2 separate regions of the Homo sapiens genome follow, and region 2 is linked to region 1. The links are chromatin contacts, found by Hi-C or POLR2A ChIA-PET in ENCODE. All regions are on one chromosome and are shown on one strand. Each heading gives the region's core, a stretch centred on a gene start or an enhancer-like site at or near the end of the contact. The rest is flanking DNA. Distances are from core to core; before and after follow the strand shown.

Region 1 (7,248 bases), core at 1,912-4,411:
GGACAGCACAGGTGGGCCCCAAGTGTCTGATTGACAACAAAGGAGGGGGGCAGGCACTAAACTCCGACTCTCCCAACAGGACCCCACTCTAGTCTTTGGTTGTCACTGTCACACCAGAACTCAAGGACTCTCTGTCTAGCTGGGAGGAAATCAGAGGTAGGAGACACTGGGCAGAAGTCATCAATCTCATGGTCTCCAAGACTAGGGCAGTTTCTCCTACAACCCCTCCTGCCCACTGGTGTGCCCACATCGCCAGGAAAATGGCTCCAGCCGTAGCAGTGGGCATCGGTCATGTAGCAATTCCCTTATCAGTGCTGCCTCATAAGCGTCAGGTATAGTGGATGAAACACTGGGCTTAAAGACCTGGTTCCAGCCCGTGTTCCCCCTTCCCCAGCTCTACAACTCCACACCCTTCACATCTGAGCTCAGTCAGTACCTCCTCCAGGGAAACCTTCCCTAACTTCTCAGTATGGCTTAGTGAAGACTCTTAGATCAGTGCTTCTCAGTGGAGGGTGGGCTGGGCACCTTGACTCACACCTGTAATCCTAGCACTTTGGGAGGCCATTGTAGGAGGATTGCTTGAGGCCAGGAGTTCAAGACCAACCTGATGAGGGTGATTTCACTTCCCTCCCCAGCAGGACATTTGGCAATGTCTGGAAGTGTTTTGGGCTGTCATAGCTTGGAGGAGAGGTGTAGGGGTGCATCCAGGGGCTAGAGGCCAAGGACGCTGCAAAACTTCCTGCCCTCACAGTAATTTTTTAGGCCAGAATGTTGATCATTCTGTGGTTGAGAGCACCTGTTCTAGATAAAGCAGGGGCAGATAACCTCTTTCCAGCTCCGTGCCATTTCCTCTGTCCTGTTTTCTACTGATACAGAACTGAGAATGCAGGCTACTCCATTTCCCAGCCTCCCTTGTAGCTATCCATGCCCATGTGACCTAGCTGAGCCAATTAGATGTAACAGGATGTCTGATGGGAGCTTCTGGGAAAGCTTTTCCTTCTTGATAAAAGGAACAGGTACAGGAGAGCCTGCCCTTCCACTCTGGTTTTCAATAAGCGGATATAATGCTCGGTATTGTGGCATCACCAAAAGCATTGAGGATGGCTGAGCAGAAAGATGGGATGAGGCAGTCTCGCTAGGCAACACTGTCCCAATCCCCTCCCTGTCAAGTGAACCAATAAGCATCCTATGTCACCAAGCAAGGTGGCTCATGCCTGTAATCTCAGCATTTTGGGAGGCTGAAGCAGGAGGATTGCTTGAGCCCAGGAGTTTGAGACCAGCCTGGGCAACATGACAAAACTCCATCTCTACACGAAGTACAAAAATTGGCTGGGCATGGTGGTGAGCACCTGTAGTCCCAGCTACTCAGGAGGCTGAAATGGGAGGATTGCTTGAGCCCAGGAGATCAAAGCTGCAATGAGCCGAGATCACGCCACTGCACTCCAGCCTGGGCCAGAGTGAAACTCTGTCTCAAAAAAACAAACAAACAAACAAACCCACAATCACATCCTATGTCTAGGATGAGTTGATTTCTCTGTTACTTGTAGCCAAAAGCCCCCTAGGACATTCGGGCCCCTCCATGTGTCCCTGCACACTAGCATCCCTCTGTGATTGTTGTCTGCTGGCATGTTTTCCTCCCCTACTGGCCTGGCAGCCCCTTGAGTCCAGGGCTGTGCTTCCCCTGGTGGATCTGCCTACTTAGCGTGGGACAGAGGAGAGGCTCAGAGAGGATTCTAATGAATACATTTAAAGGACAGTGAGACCGCTCTCAGCAGCCCAGCTGTGGGGTTTCCTGAACGCCTCTCTGGCAGACACACCGCCCCAGTAGGCTGGCAGTGCCTGGTGTAAATATGTCTGGGGTGAACACCCTCAGATGCTTGAGACAACAGAAGTGTTGGCCTGGAGGCTGAGGTTCCAGCAAAACTGTGAAAGCAGATGATCCAGCTGCACCGTGAAAGCCAAGGACTGAATTGCTCCATGGAGCAAGATTGGAAGCACGCTACAAATGTAGTTATTTCTTCCAGGAAAGGCCTCCCTATTGAAGCCCTCCCTGCTACCCAGCCCATGCAGGGCCAGACTCCTCCAGCTGCCCATGACCCCTGCCTTACGGGGCTGGGGAAGTAAGAAGCCACCCAGGAACCAGCTGGCCCAGTGAGGTCTTCCATGGAGGAGGGACCTTCCCAAAGCCTCAGGAGTGGGGACTCTTGATAGGGGGACGGAGAAGGGGAGACAGGGTGTCCTTCCCCCTTTCCCTAAGCTCCTTCCATGAAGTCAAGGCCAGTGCTATCTGCTTTCCAGCCTAGACTGGGTGCAGGGCTCTATCTGGGTCTGTTCCCAGGACCTTCACCAGCCTTCCAGAAGTTTGTCAAGAGAGACCTCGGGTGACAGTGAGGTAGTGTGCGCAGTGGTTTAGCGCACAGGCTCAGGATCAAGCTGACCTGTGTTGGGATCCTGACCCAATGGTCTCCTTTCTTCCCGTATTACCTATGGAGGTCCTATTATGTGCCAGGCACTGTGCGTAGCACCAGAGTCACGATGTTGAACATCGCATTGGCCAGACATAAATGCACATGGCAGCTCTGCTCAGTGACACAGAGCTTAGAGCCTTAATCAGGGAGGTGCACATTACACAAGTAGCCCCCATACATTCCCACTGTGACGACCCCCACATGTGGGCGACATAGTGGCTCTGTGGGCTGGAAGCAGTGGCTCGATTATCTGAATCTCGTTATTATAATAAGAGGACCCCTCTCCTTGGCTTTTGTGAGGATAGGTGCAGGAGGTGCCCCGAGACCACTTTGCCCCTCACCAGGCCCTGACTAAGTGCTCCCTGGTAGGAGGGGTGGTGGGTCTTATGGTCCCTGAAGCTGGTGGCAGACCTGGAAGCCTGGACCATTGGCTGCATCCTGCGGGGCCTGCCAGGGCAGAGTGGTCATTCCACCTTCCCCAGGGCCTGGCCTTTCTCTGCTATTGGAGAGATCATTTCCAGACCCTGTGGATGGCCTGCCTGCTTCTGCTTCCCCTGACTTCAGCCCAGCTGGGGCTGCCAGAGTCAAGCAAATCCTGGATCCCAATCCAAAGCCCTGGCCTCTCCCTCGTTCAGGGAACTGAACAGCCCAAGGGTGGCCATCCTGCCTGGTTGCTGGTGGAGCCAGCTGCTATGCATCGGCTGCAAAGAACAAAGTGCCCCAGCTGTGGCTGCAGGGAGGCCTGGCCTGGAACTGGCAAAGTGCCCCCAAAATCCGCTGGCTCCCTCCCCTCAGGAACGCTGGCGCTAATGGGTAACAGAAGGCCAAGGCAGGGACTTCTCCCTGGCCCACCAGGAACACTGAGACTAACAGATCCTGGGCAACGCAGGGGAAGCCCTGGACTCAGCCACCACCATCAGCCCTCCCTTGGCCAACTGGGATGGGTGGGACTGCATGGGATCGGGAGGCCCCAGTCCTCCCCGTTGCCTCAGTTTCCCCGGGAAGAAGGTCGAGATGGAGCATTAGACACTTCCACTGAGGAGACTGTGAGAAGCGAAGGAGAGGGTAGGGTGGAGGTCCGCTCAGACTTGCCTTCCAGCCAAGGTCTCCACCGCATCTATGGTCCAGGAGAGAGACGGCGAGGCCGAGGAGGGCCTAGGGCTTTCCGGGGGCAGGGCCAGTTTTGTGGGTGTTCAACCTGTGTGGTCACACGAGGCTCCGCACATGGAAGGATCGGCCACTTGGCTTCATGCTCTGTTGTCTCCGTCTTGAAATTCTTAACAATTTTTTAACAAATGGCCCACACATTATCTAGCAGACCCCATCTAGGGTGAGGACATTTATACACAAAGGGCCTTCCTGTCTGGGAAACAGAATCGGAGGGTGTTGGAACAGACAACCCATCCTTCTGCCCCGCCCCAACCCCCACCTCTCCACAGCTGGAAGGAGAAAGATGAAGAACCCAGCAGGGCCTCCTTTCGAGGTTGGCCAGGTGGCACGTGGGTTTCCGGAAGAGAGGAGAGAGAGGAAACAGCCCTGACCTCCACAGGCTGCAGGTGGGGTCAGGAAGAAAGAAGGGCAGGGGCCAGGGGAAGATAGGCCCCTCCCTGCCAAGGCCCTCCATGGGTGGTGGGCAAGCAGGTGAGCCACTTCAGCTAGAACTCGCTGTTGGAGGAGGCTGCAGGTCTGAGGTGGGCACAAGGGGAGTGTGAGGCGGAGGGTGGCGGTGGTGAGGCCTGGAGCCAGGATAAAGCTCTTCAGGGCCTCCGCCAGCAGGGCCAGCCCAGGCCCGCTCTGACCTCTGGTCTTATTACAGAAAAGGGGTCCCGATGCAGACCCCAAGAGAGAGTTCTTGGATCTCGCGCAAGAAAGAATTCAGGGGGACTCCGCAGTGCAAAGCAAAAGCAAGTTGATTAAGAAAGTAAAGGAATAAAGAATGGCCACCCCATAGACAGAGCAGCCCTGAGGGCTGCTGATTGCCCATTTTTATGGTTATTTCTTGATAATATGCTAAACAGAAGGTGGATTATTCATGCCTCCCCTTTTTAGACCATATAGGGTAACTTTCTGACGTTGCCATGGCATTTGTACACTGTCATGGAGCTGGTGGGAGTGTAGCAGTGAGGACGACCAGAAGTCACTCTTGTCGCCATTTTAGTTTTGGTGGGTTTTGGCCGGCGTCTTTACTGCAAACTGTTTTATCAGCAAGGTCTTTATGACCTGTATCTTGTGCTGACCTCCTATCTCATCCTGTGACTTAGAATTCCTAACCGTCTGGGAATGCAGCCTAGTAGGCCTCAGCCTCATTTTACCCAGCTCCTATTCAATATGGAGTTGCTCTGGTTCACACCCCTTTGACAGTCTCAGCCAGTAGGCAATTCAGAAACTCCCCCAGCAGGCAGCCGGCCGGGTGCCTTGCTCCTCCAGCATGGGCCCAGCTGACTCCTGGTTTCCACCTCCTGGATGCGGCCGGCTGCTCTTGTGGCTCTCCTGTCCCTCACAGTTGGGCCAGGGTCAAGCAGTGCTGGGACATAAGCTGGCAGGAGGGGAGTGGGCCCCGGGTCCCAGACCAGGGCTGGAGAGGATCTGGGCTCCACAGAAGAGGGTGGGAAGGGAACCCCACCCTGTGTAGGAGGCAGGGAGAGTGGAGATGCAGCCCAGGGGATCTGCCTGAGGCCCAGCCCAGACACTGGCCCGACTCTCGGAAGCCAGACCACCCCGTCTGCCTTCCCTGGCAGAGCCGGACCAGGCTGGAGCCACAGTCCCTGGGCAGGGCACACTCAACATCCGCACCCTGGTTCCCTGAGGCTGAGGGCTGGACCAGCCAGACGCCTTCCTTTGCACCTCCAGGACCCAGGCTGCGAATCCCTTCCATTCAAACGCCCATGTTCCCGGGAGGCCGGGAGAGGGTGGGCTCAGGTCAGAATTTCATTCCTCACACTCGTCAGAGGTTTGTGAAAAGCCAGCCCAGAGGAAAGCCCAGAGGGCAGGGCGGGGGAGGAGACTGAAGGGACCGGCTGCGGGAGACAGGAAGGGTGGACCAACCCAGCACTTCCACACTGGGCCTGGGCAGGCCTCATCCCCAGCCCCACCTCTGCCTTCTCCTTCCCATTCCCAGCTCAGGCTCCTGGGCCCCTGGCACTTCCACAGCCCCTCCTGGTTTCCGGAGGTTTGCCGAGGCTGCTGCTCTGTCGCTGCCGTCCTTTCACGTATCCTCTCATTTTCACAGACAGGGAAACTGAGGCCCGAAATGTCAGTTGAGGCCAACAGCTAAGTGACAGGGCAACAACCCAAATGCCCAAGCCTTCTGCTGCCAGCTTCCCAGAGCCCTCTGGGCTGGGTGGCAGTGGCACAGAGCGATGTGGAGCTCTGGAGGCAGATCCCGGCTCTGCCACTCCCTGGCCTCAGGACCCCGGGCAACTCAGGGCAGCTTTCTCACCTGTAAAGGAGGAACTCATGGCCCCCTCCCAGGGTGACTGAGAACACAGGCTTCCGTAAGGATGAGGAGGGGCCGGGCACTCCTGGGTCATAGGAAGTGCTCAGCCAGTGGATACCACCCCTTCCACGGCAGAGACTGCCCATGCCTAACACATTTCCACTGCCATTGGCAATCCCAGGCTCGTTTCTCAGACTCAGGTATTTTCAGGCTAGAAAGGACCTGGAAACGTGTCCTTGGAAGAGCTCTGGACCCGTGTTTTTCCCTAAGCAGCTGGTCCAGCCACCGCAGACACAGATGACAGGTGTGCTGACTCAGTAGGACCCAATTCCAATTGCCTTCCATTGTTGAAAGAATCTAAAAGAACCTTGACTCCCCTCCAGGTCTACCCAATCTACAAACACTGCAGAGCACAAATGAATGAAGATTCATTGTCTCCTTTAAGAACCAGAGGGGTCCCCCTTCCCGTGCAGCAGGAAAAGCTCACACAGAATGAAAGCTATTAGGTTGGCAAATTTCTCCTTCCTCCTGGGGGTGAATTCAATTTCAGACCTGCCTAGGGATGGGGGATGGTGTCTTTCTTGTCCACCCACTCCACCTCCCCACCCATCTTGGGGAGAGAGGACGTGCCACTACTGAGCCCGGGCGTGATGTGTGGACTCTCCAGGTGACAGGGATTTTTTTTTTTTAGAGAGAAAATGCTCTTTTTTTTTTTTAGTTCCCAAGTTTTATTCAAGAACTCATACAAAATATTCCAGATAAATGAAATTTAATCCTCTTCTTCATCCTGGTTAATCTAGAAGTAATGTAATTCGTAACTCTCTTTGCTGTTAGCAAGTATGCGCAACCAGTCACATAGATTATTTTTCTTCAAATTTTTTTGGTGAGATACTTCAAATACCTTTTGGAGAAAGTCACCTTGGATGTCACAGTGATCTTGCTCTTGCTCCTTTCGTTGGTCACCACCCCTCCACCAAGGTTCCCAGCTTTTCCATTCACTTTGATCCTTTCTTGCAAAAACTGCTCAAAATTGGCAGCATCCATGATTCCATCTTCTACAGGGTGGGTGCAATCAAGAGTGAACTTCAGAACCTTCTTCTTTTTTTTGTCCCCCTTCGCCACAAGCTTTTTCACAGGAGCTATGGTGGCAGCGGAGTTAGAAAGGGAGCGAGAAAATGCTCTTTTTGTCTTTCCATTGAGAAGGCACCTCCCAGGCTGGTGTATCCAGGGAGTGGAGACCATCACCCTTCAACAGAAGCAATGAACTTTAGTGAACATCATGTTTACATGTGTTTTATGCAAAGCACCACGCTTGGTGGTACCATGGGGAACAAAGAGACAGCT
Region 2 (7,248 bases), core at 2,287-4,786, 55 kb after region 1:
CCCCTCCTTCCCAAATCACATGGTGACCAACAAGCTTTAGAAGCAGAGACATCCATCAAGTGGGAACAGTACTTAAAAAAAAAAAAAAAAAGTACGGGCCAGGCACAGTGGCTCGCACCTGTAATCCCAGCACTTTGGGAGGCTGAGGTGGGCGGATCATGAAGTCAGGAGTTCAAGACCAGCCTGGCCAACATGGTGAAACCCCATCTCTACTAAAAACAAATACAAAAATTAGCTGGGCGTGGTGGTGGGTGCTTGTAATCCCAGCTACTCGGGAGGCTGAGGCAGGGGAATCATTTGAATCCAGGAGGCGGAGGTTGCAGTGAGCTGAGATCATGCCATTGCACTCCAGTCTGGGCGACAGGGCGAAACCCCGTCTCAAAAAAAAAAAAGAGAGATAGAAAAATAAATGAGCTAGGCGTAGTGGTGGCACATGCCTGTACTCTCAGCTACTCGGGAGGCTGAGGCAGGAGAATCGCTTGAACCGGGGAAACAGACGTTGCAGTGAGCCAAGATCACACCACTGCACTCCAGCCTGGGCAACAGAGCCGAGACTACGTCAAAAAAAAAAGGAGGCAAATACATAATAAATGGTTTGTTGATCTCCCATGACAATACAATAAAACTATCTATGATTTGCTCACACTTAAATCCGATCTTGTCTCTCTCCTGTAAAATCCTTCCACGGATTCTCATGGAACTCAGGAAAAAAAGTGCAGCTGTATAACTTTCAGGCCTTTTGTAACCAGGCATTCTCTTGCCCACCGGGGACAAGGCAGTGAGGACAGGCGGTACCTTTTCCACTCATACCTACTCCAAATCCATCCTTATAGATGTACTGATTTACTTTCTTCTCCTTCTTCTTCTTCTTCTTCTTCTTTTTTTTTTTTTTTTTTTTTTTTTTTTTTTTGAGACGGAGTCTTGCTTTGTCACCCAGGCTGGAGTGCAGTGGCATGGTCTCGGCTCACTGCAACCTAAGCCTCCCAGGTTCAAGCAATTCTCCTGCCTCAGCCTCCTGAGTAGCTGGGACTACAGGCATGTGCCACCACGCCCAACTAATTTCTTTGTAATTTTTAGTAGAGATGGGTTTTCTCCATGTTGGCCAGGCTGGTCTCAAACTCCTGACCTCAGGTGATCCGCCTGCCTCAGCCTCCCAAAGTGTACCTTCTTTTGACTCTTAAATGATACTCCTTGACCCCTAAGTTTTCCCCAATTCTCAAACTTCCAAGCAGCTGGAAGTGCCCCACCCATCCTGATAAGACATCTCTGGAAGCTCCCTCAGTTTCCCGCCAAACCTCCCTTCTACTTTGCTTGCCAGTGCCAGCAACTCTGTGAAGATATGATGGGTGGCCATTGCCTCCAGTCGCCCTAACAGAAGGCCAGGCCTGGGGCAGGGCCCAACCCTTCTGCCCAGTCTGCAAGCCCTGGGCTGCTACTGATGCCACAGAGAGGCCAGAGCCAGGAGCTGGGCTCAGCACAAGAATGGCGAGTCCCTCAGCCCAGTGGCCCAAGGGCAGCACCAAGCCCTCGCCTCCACTCCAGCCCCTGTCTCCCCTCTGTTTTGCATTCCAGGCCCATTCCCCACTTTGACGAAACAGTAACCATTTTCTAGCTGCCCCATGCTCTTCTTTGCATTATTCATGGGCTCCGGTCTCTTTGCTACCAGCAGGCACAGGCTGCTCTCCTGCTGCATTAAGGGAGTAAAAAGGTACAGGCCCTGGTGAAACAGCACCCCCTCCCTTCCCTTCCCACTTGCCCTTTTCTTCGCTGCCCTTTTCCTAAGTCAGGAGGGTGAAGAAGAGGGTCTGTGATGGCCCTGCACACCCCTCGGGGCCACTGAGAGCCCATGGTTATTTGCTGCTTCTCATCTGGACCCAGTGCCTGCTCCATGGGCCTGGCTCTGGAGAGGTTTCGGGAGAGCCAGCAGATGAGCTTGGGAACAGCCCTTCCTGCAGAGGAGATTCAGGTTTCTCCCGCCCAGCTCTGCCAGCCCCCAGCCCACAGCCCTGAGCTTGCCTCACTCATCTCTTAAGTGAAAAAAGGTCACATGGGGACCACTAGATCTGAGCAGACCAGAAGGACATGTCCTCTTGGTCCTGTTCCTGCTCCCTTGGCCTTGCAGTCTTTTTTTTTTTTTTTTGAGATGGAGTTTCGCTCTTGTTGCCCAGGCTGGAGAGCAGTGGTGTGATCTCGGCTCACCGCAACCTCCGCCTCCCAGGTTCAAGTGATTCTCCTGCCTCAGCCTCCCGAGTAGCTGGGATTACAAGCACCTGCCACCATGCCTGGCTAATTTTGTATTTTTAGTAGAGACAGGGTTTCTCCGTGTTGGCCAGGCTGGTCTCAAACTCCCGACCTCAGGTGATCTGCCCACCTCAGCCTCCCAAAGTGTTGGGATTACAGGTGTGAGCCACTGCGCCCAGCCCAGTCTTGCTGTCTTCTTTACTCAACCAGGGCAGGTGACAGGGACCTTAGACAGCTCACGATGCTGGGCTTTCTTGCCTCCTTCCCTAGTCTTCCACCTGCAATCCGGCAACTTCTCCCTTTGCCAGGAAAGGATGCTGAACGGGAACATTCACCATTGGTTGGACACAAAGCTGGCTTTCCTTTCATCACCTAAGATGCCATCAGCGGCCTGCTGTCTGGCCTAGTCTTCCCCAACCCATCCCCAGGCTGGCCCTTCAACCCCAGCTAAGTTCTGAGGGCCCCAGGTTGGGTCATAGCCTCCATCCCTAGAGGATGGAAGCAGGCTCGAGGCCACCTCCTCTGAGGCTCCCCAGCTGCCTGCTTCAGTGACCCCGCATGGCTTCCCTGTGGGATGCAGACCAAAGGTTCTGGATGGGGCCCAACGGTGCTGGGTAGGCTGTCAGGATTACTGAGCTGTAGTGCTCTGTTGTGCAGTCACTTACTCATCATATTTATTCTTTTTTTTTTTTCTTCTGAGGCAGAGTCTGGCTCTTTCGCCCAGACTGTAGTGCAACAGCACAATCTCGGCTCACTGCAACCTCCCTCCCGGGTTCCAGTGATTCTTGTACCTCAGCCTCCTGAATAGCAGGGATTACAGGTATGTGCCACCACGCCCAGCTAATTTTTGTATTTTTAGTAGAGATGGGGTTTTGCCATGTTGGCCAGGATGGTCCCAAACTCCTGACTTCAAGTGATCCACCAGCCTTGTCCTCTTAAAGTGCTGGGATTACAGGCGTGAGCCACCGTGCCCAGCCCACATCTATTCTTTCAACAGCTCTTCGAGGCAGGGGATATTTATCCCCTCTTCACAGATAAAGAAACAAAAGCTCAGAGAGGTTAGCACGAGCAAGGTCACACAGCCAGCAAACGGCAGGGCTCAGATTCTCTAACAACTCCGGCACAAGGGGTCTCTTCCATCAGCGCTCCCCACCTGACCCCCAGTCCTCCCTGCCACCTTTCCCAGGGCCGGTGCAGGGGGCTGAGGGTGCCACGCCCAGCTGGCTGGAGATGCAGCAGCTCTGCCTGCCCCTGAAGGACCCAACTGCGAATCAGCAGCCTGGTATCCAGGCAACCAGTCTCCCTGGCTTCAGATAAGCAGAAACAGCTGGGAGCTGCTGAGGCTGGAACACCATCAGGGAAGGGAGGAGGAGCCCACCAGCCAGTCAGCGTGTTATTTTAACACGTTGTTATTCTTACCCTCTCAGACCTTGGCTTGACTGGGCCCTTTCCCCCAAGCTTATCCTTGCCACTGCCACAGGGGAGGGGTCTCCAGGGGTTCCACCTAGCCCTGAGCCTGGCACAATTGAGGTGACGTAAGGGGAGAAATGTTGGCAGTCCCTCTTTCCGTGAGCAAGGGAGAAAAGGAAAGTTGGCCAAAGGCTGCCAAGATTAAGAGGCTCTGGGGTGACTTCATAAGCAGAAGTAGTTGAGTTTCACCTTTTGGAGCCTCCAGGCCTCAATGAGAGGTTTTCCACCCCCCTATACCAGGCTAGCTGAGTACAGGTTCAGCTGGATAACCCCATCCAACACCCATGATGGCAGCAGCAACTGGGCTGGGGGTGAAGGAAGCCATGGGGACACGTGGACTGTCAGACAAGCGAGGTCTGGCTCAGCCCCAACTCTGCTGACGACAAGTTTGGCCACGCCTCTCTGAGCCTCAGTTTCCTCATCCATAAAATGGAGACAATCATGCATACCCTGCTGGCTGGAGGTGGAAAGTAAGTGAGGAAGGCCTGTGAAATGCCGGGCATCATGTCTGACACAGTGGGTACTAACATGGTTCTCCTCCCCTCCTCATGTTGGGGCCTGCCCTGCCTGGCCTGGCCACCTCTCTCACACAGGATTCTGAACTCTCCAGGGCTATTTCTGTCTCCTGTTCTAAAGGTCAGTGACTTTCCTGGGATATGGCAGCTGCTGCCTCTTTTCCACCTCTAAGTGGCATTAATCCCATGCCAGGGGGACAGTGGTTGCCCCAGATGGCTTTCCCCATCCCCTGCCTTTATCCAGAACTGGCCCAGGCATGTCCACCCTCTCTTCTACACATAGACCCCCAAGGCTACCGCCAGGCCTGGAGCTTGGCCATTTTTGACTGACTCATGACCAGAATATTCCACCGTTCCTTCAGCACTGGGCCCACCAAGGCTCTTCATTGACTGCCTTGGCCTCTCTCCCTAGCGCCAGCTCCAGGTGATGCCCGGCCCTCCCTAAGGGCTGATGGACTTTTCCCACAAGGAGGCTTGGAGAACAGGACAGGAAGAGAAAGCGTGCCCACCCTGCTGGGGAGCCTCAGAGGCACACTCCCCTCCTCTCCTCCAGGGACTGGCAGGAGGGGATTACCTTGCCTCAAAGTGTCCCTTATCCCAGAATTACTGCCCACTTTCACCCCTGTGCTGGGGGGAGCAGGGAGAGCTGCCAGTGAGTGACATTCACCTGTAACAAGAGCCCAGAGCAGGCTGGGTGCGGTGGCTCACGCCTGTAATCCCAACACTTTGGGAGGCCGAGGCGGGCAGATCACCTGAGGTCGGGAGTTTGAGACCAACCTGACCAACATGGAGAAACCCCGTCTCTACTATAAATACAAAAAATTAGCAGGGCGTGGTGGCACATGCCTGTAATCCCAGCACTCGGGAGGCTGAGGTAGGAGAATCGCTTGAACCCAGGAGGCGGAGGTTTCAGCGAGCTGAGATCACACCATTGCACTCCAGCCTGGGCAACAAGAGGAAAAACTGTCTCAAAAAATAAAAATAAAAAAATTTAAAAAAAGAAAAAAAAAAAAGAAAAACACCAAGAGCCCAGAGCAGAGCACTCTGCAGCCTGACAGCAACTAAAGTAGGCTGGGGAGGGGTGTGGCCTTCAGGAGGCTCAGGCCCCATCAGTACCCAAAAGCACACCCGCCTTGGGATTGGCCCATCCTGCCAGCACTGGCGACATTGATGGAGTGGTTTCCACGTGTAAATGGTGCCATCTATTCACCAGCTCATGCCCCAGCAGATCCCTCATAGAGAGGGAACTGTTGTCATTCCCATTTTACAGAGGATGCAACTGAAGCTCAGGGAGTGCTGAGAAAACCTCCAGCATTCATACCAATTCTTTTCTAACTGCCCCTGTTCATTCTGTTCATTTTCTCTTTTTTTCTTTCTTTTCTTTTCTTCTTTTTTTTTTTTTTTTTGAGACAGGGTCTCACTGTGTTGCCCAGGCTGGAGTGCAGTGGCACAGTCACAGCTCACTGCAGCCTCGACCTCCCGGGTTTAAGCAATCCTCCCACCTCAGCCTCCCAGGGCACGTGCTAACATGCCCAACTAATTTTTTTAATTTTTGGTAGAGATGAGGTGTCACTATGTTGCCCAGGCTGATCTCGAACTCCTGGGATCAAGTGATCCACCCGCCTCGGCCTTCCAAAGTGCTGGGATTATAGACGTGAGCCACCACACCTGGCCCTTCTTTTATTTTCACACAGGAACTCCTTCCAGGGACCCCCAGTGTGTCCTGATGCACAGCTACGGGTTCCAAGGCAAACCCTTCCTGACCACCCCAACCGTCCCCTGAGCTCCCTGAAGGAAAAGTGAGAGGATGGGCAGCCAAGGCCTGGGCTGGGGACAATGGAGGTCTCATCTGGGTGGTTGAGAAGAAGGAAGGATAACTTGGTGACAGCTGAGTGTTCTCTGAGCCAGGTTTTTTCCATTTTCCAGCCAAAATGGAGAAAGGAGGAAAAGGCAGCCTCTGGGCTGGGGTGGGGAGAAGGAGAGCAGCTTCCTCCTCTTCCTCAGCCCAGCCCCAGCCAGTGTGTCCCATTCTTCCTGGCACCCTCAATCCCCTCTGCCTCCCCTCATGTGGAATTTCTGGGAAAGAACCAAGACTCCAAAGCAAGATAAATAGAAGTGAAGGGGGCTTGGGAGGAGCATTCCAGGGCTAAAAATAACAGGGTCAGCTGGCTGGAAGAGCAAATGGCCCCTAGCCCCTCCCCATCTCCCCCAGGGCCGGCTCCCATCCAGCCCCCCTCCTCTCTCAACTGGGCTCCCAACCTGGGAAGTCTGGAATACCAGTCTCCTATCACCATGCCCATGATCCCCTTTCCAGATCCCTCCCCAGCTGCGGGGCCACAGTCAGGGGAGGTAGGGAGCCCACCCCACCTAGGACCTCCCCTTCCACAGCACCCACTGGAAAGCGTGGGCAGCTACAGTGGGCCCACAGCCTGGCAGCTACGCTTCTCGCCTGCCTTCTCTATCATTTATTTATGTTAACAAAATACAAGTTTGGGCCGCGTGCAGTGGCTCATGCCTGCAATCCCAACACTTTGGGAAGCCAAGACAGGACTGCTTGAGCCCAGGAGTTTGAGACCAGCCTAGGCAACATAGCAAGACCCTGGCTCTACAAAAAATAAAAATAGAAATGATGAGTTAGCAATGTGTGGTGGCGCACCCCTGTGGTCCCAGCTACTTGGGAAGCTGAGGTGAGAGGATCACCTGGGCCCAGGAGATCGAGGCTGCAGTGAGCTATGGTTGCACCACTGCACTCCAGCCTGGGTGACAAAGTGAGACCCCTGTCTCTAAAAAACAAACAAAAAAACAGCCGGGCCTGGTGGCTCACGCCTGTAATTCCAGCACTTTGGGAGGCTGAGGCGGGCAGATCACTTGAGGTCAGGAGTTCAAGACCAGCCTGGCCAACATGGTGAAACCCCATCTTTACTAAACACACACACACACACACACACACACACACACACACACACACACACACACACACACACAATTAGCCGGGCGTGGTGGCGGGCGCCTGTAATCCCAG

What was found. A loop is a pair of places that touch in the nucleus more often than their neighbours do. ChIA-PET counts read pairs that join two places held with the same protein, here RNA polymerase II (POLR2A). Pooled maps may share reads with other maps.
Region 2: a loop to region 1 is called in a pooled map, with 3 times the contacts of the local background. The contact joins two enhancer-like sites. A Hi-C loop is called at or near these places in 8 of 168 maps with a recorded cell type or tissue (B cell, Calu3, GM12878 and 4 more), 6 of 37 single-sample maps with no recorded cell type and 17 of 50 pooled maps. POLR2A ChIA-PET finds 5 or more read pairs at or near these places in 11 of 52 experiments (A549, AG04449, GM12878 and 8 more).

What each region holds. Positions count from the first base shown.
Region 1 is chr14:76,879,704-76,886,951 of GRCh38, forward strand. It overlaps the pseudogene RPL22P2. Among named protein-coding and RNA genes, the nearest start is that of LRRC74A, 57 kb to the left of the region's middle. RefSeq lists an enhancer at 4,527-5,344. Within about 2 kb of position 3,162, at least 2 of the 41 ENCODE cell types and tissues checked have a DNase peak (open chromatin) inside an H3K27ac peak, as active enhancers do.
Region 2 is chr14:76,933,860-76,941,107 of GRCh38, forward strand. No RefSeq gene overlaps it. Among named protein-coding and RNA genes, the nearest start is that of LINC01629, 22 kb to the right of the region's middle. RefSeq lists enhancers at 971-1,569, 1,570-2,167, 6,080-6,580. Within about 2 kb of position 3,537, at least 13 of the 41 ENCODE cell types and tissues checked have a DNase peak (open chromatin) inside an H3K27ac peak, as active enhancers do.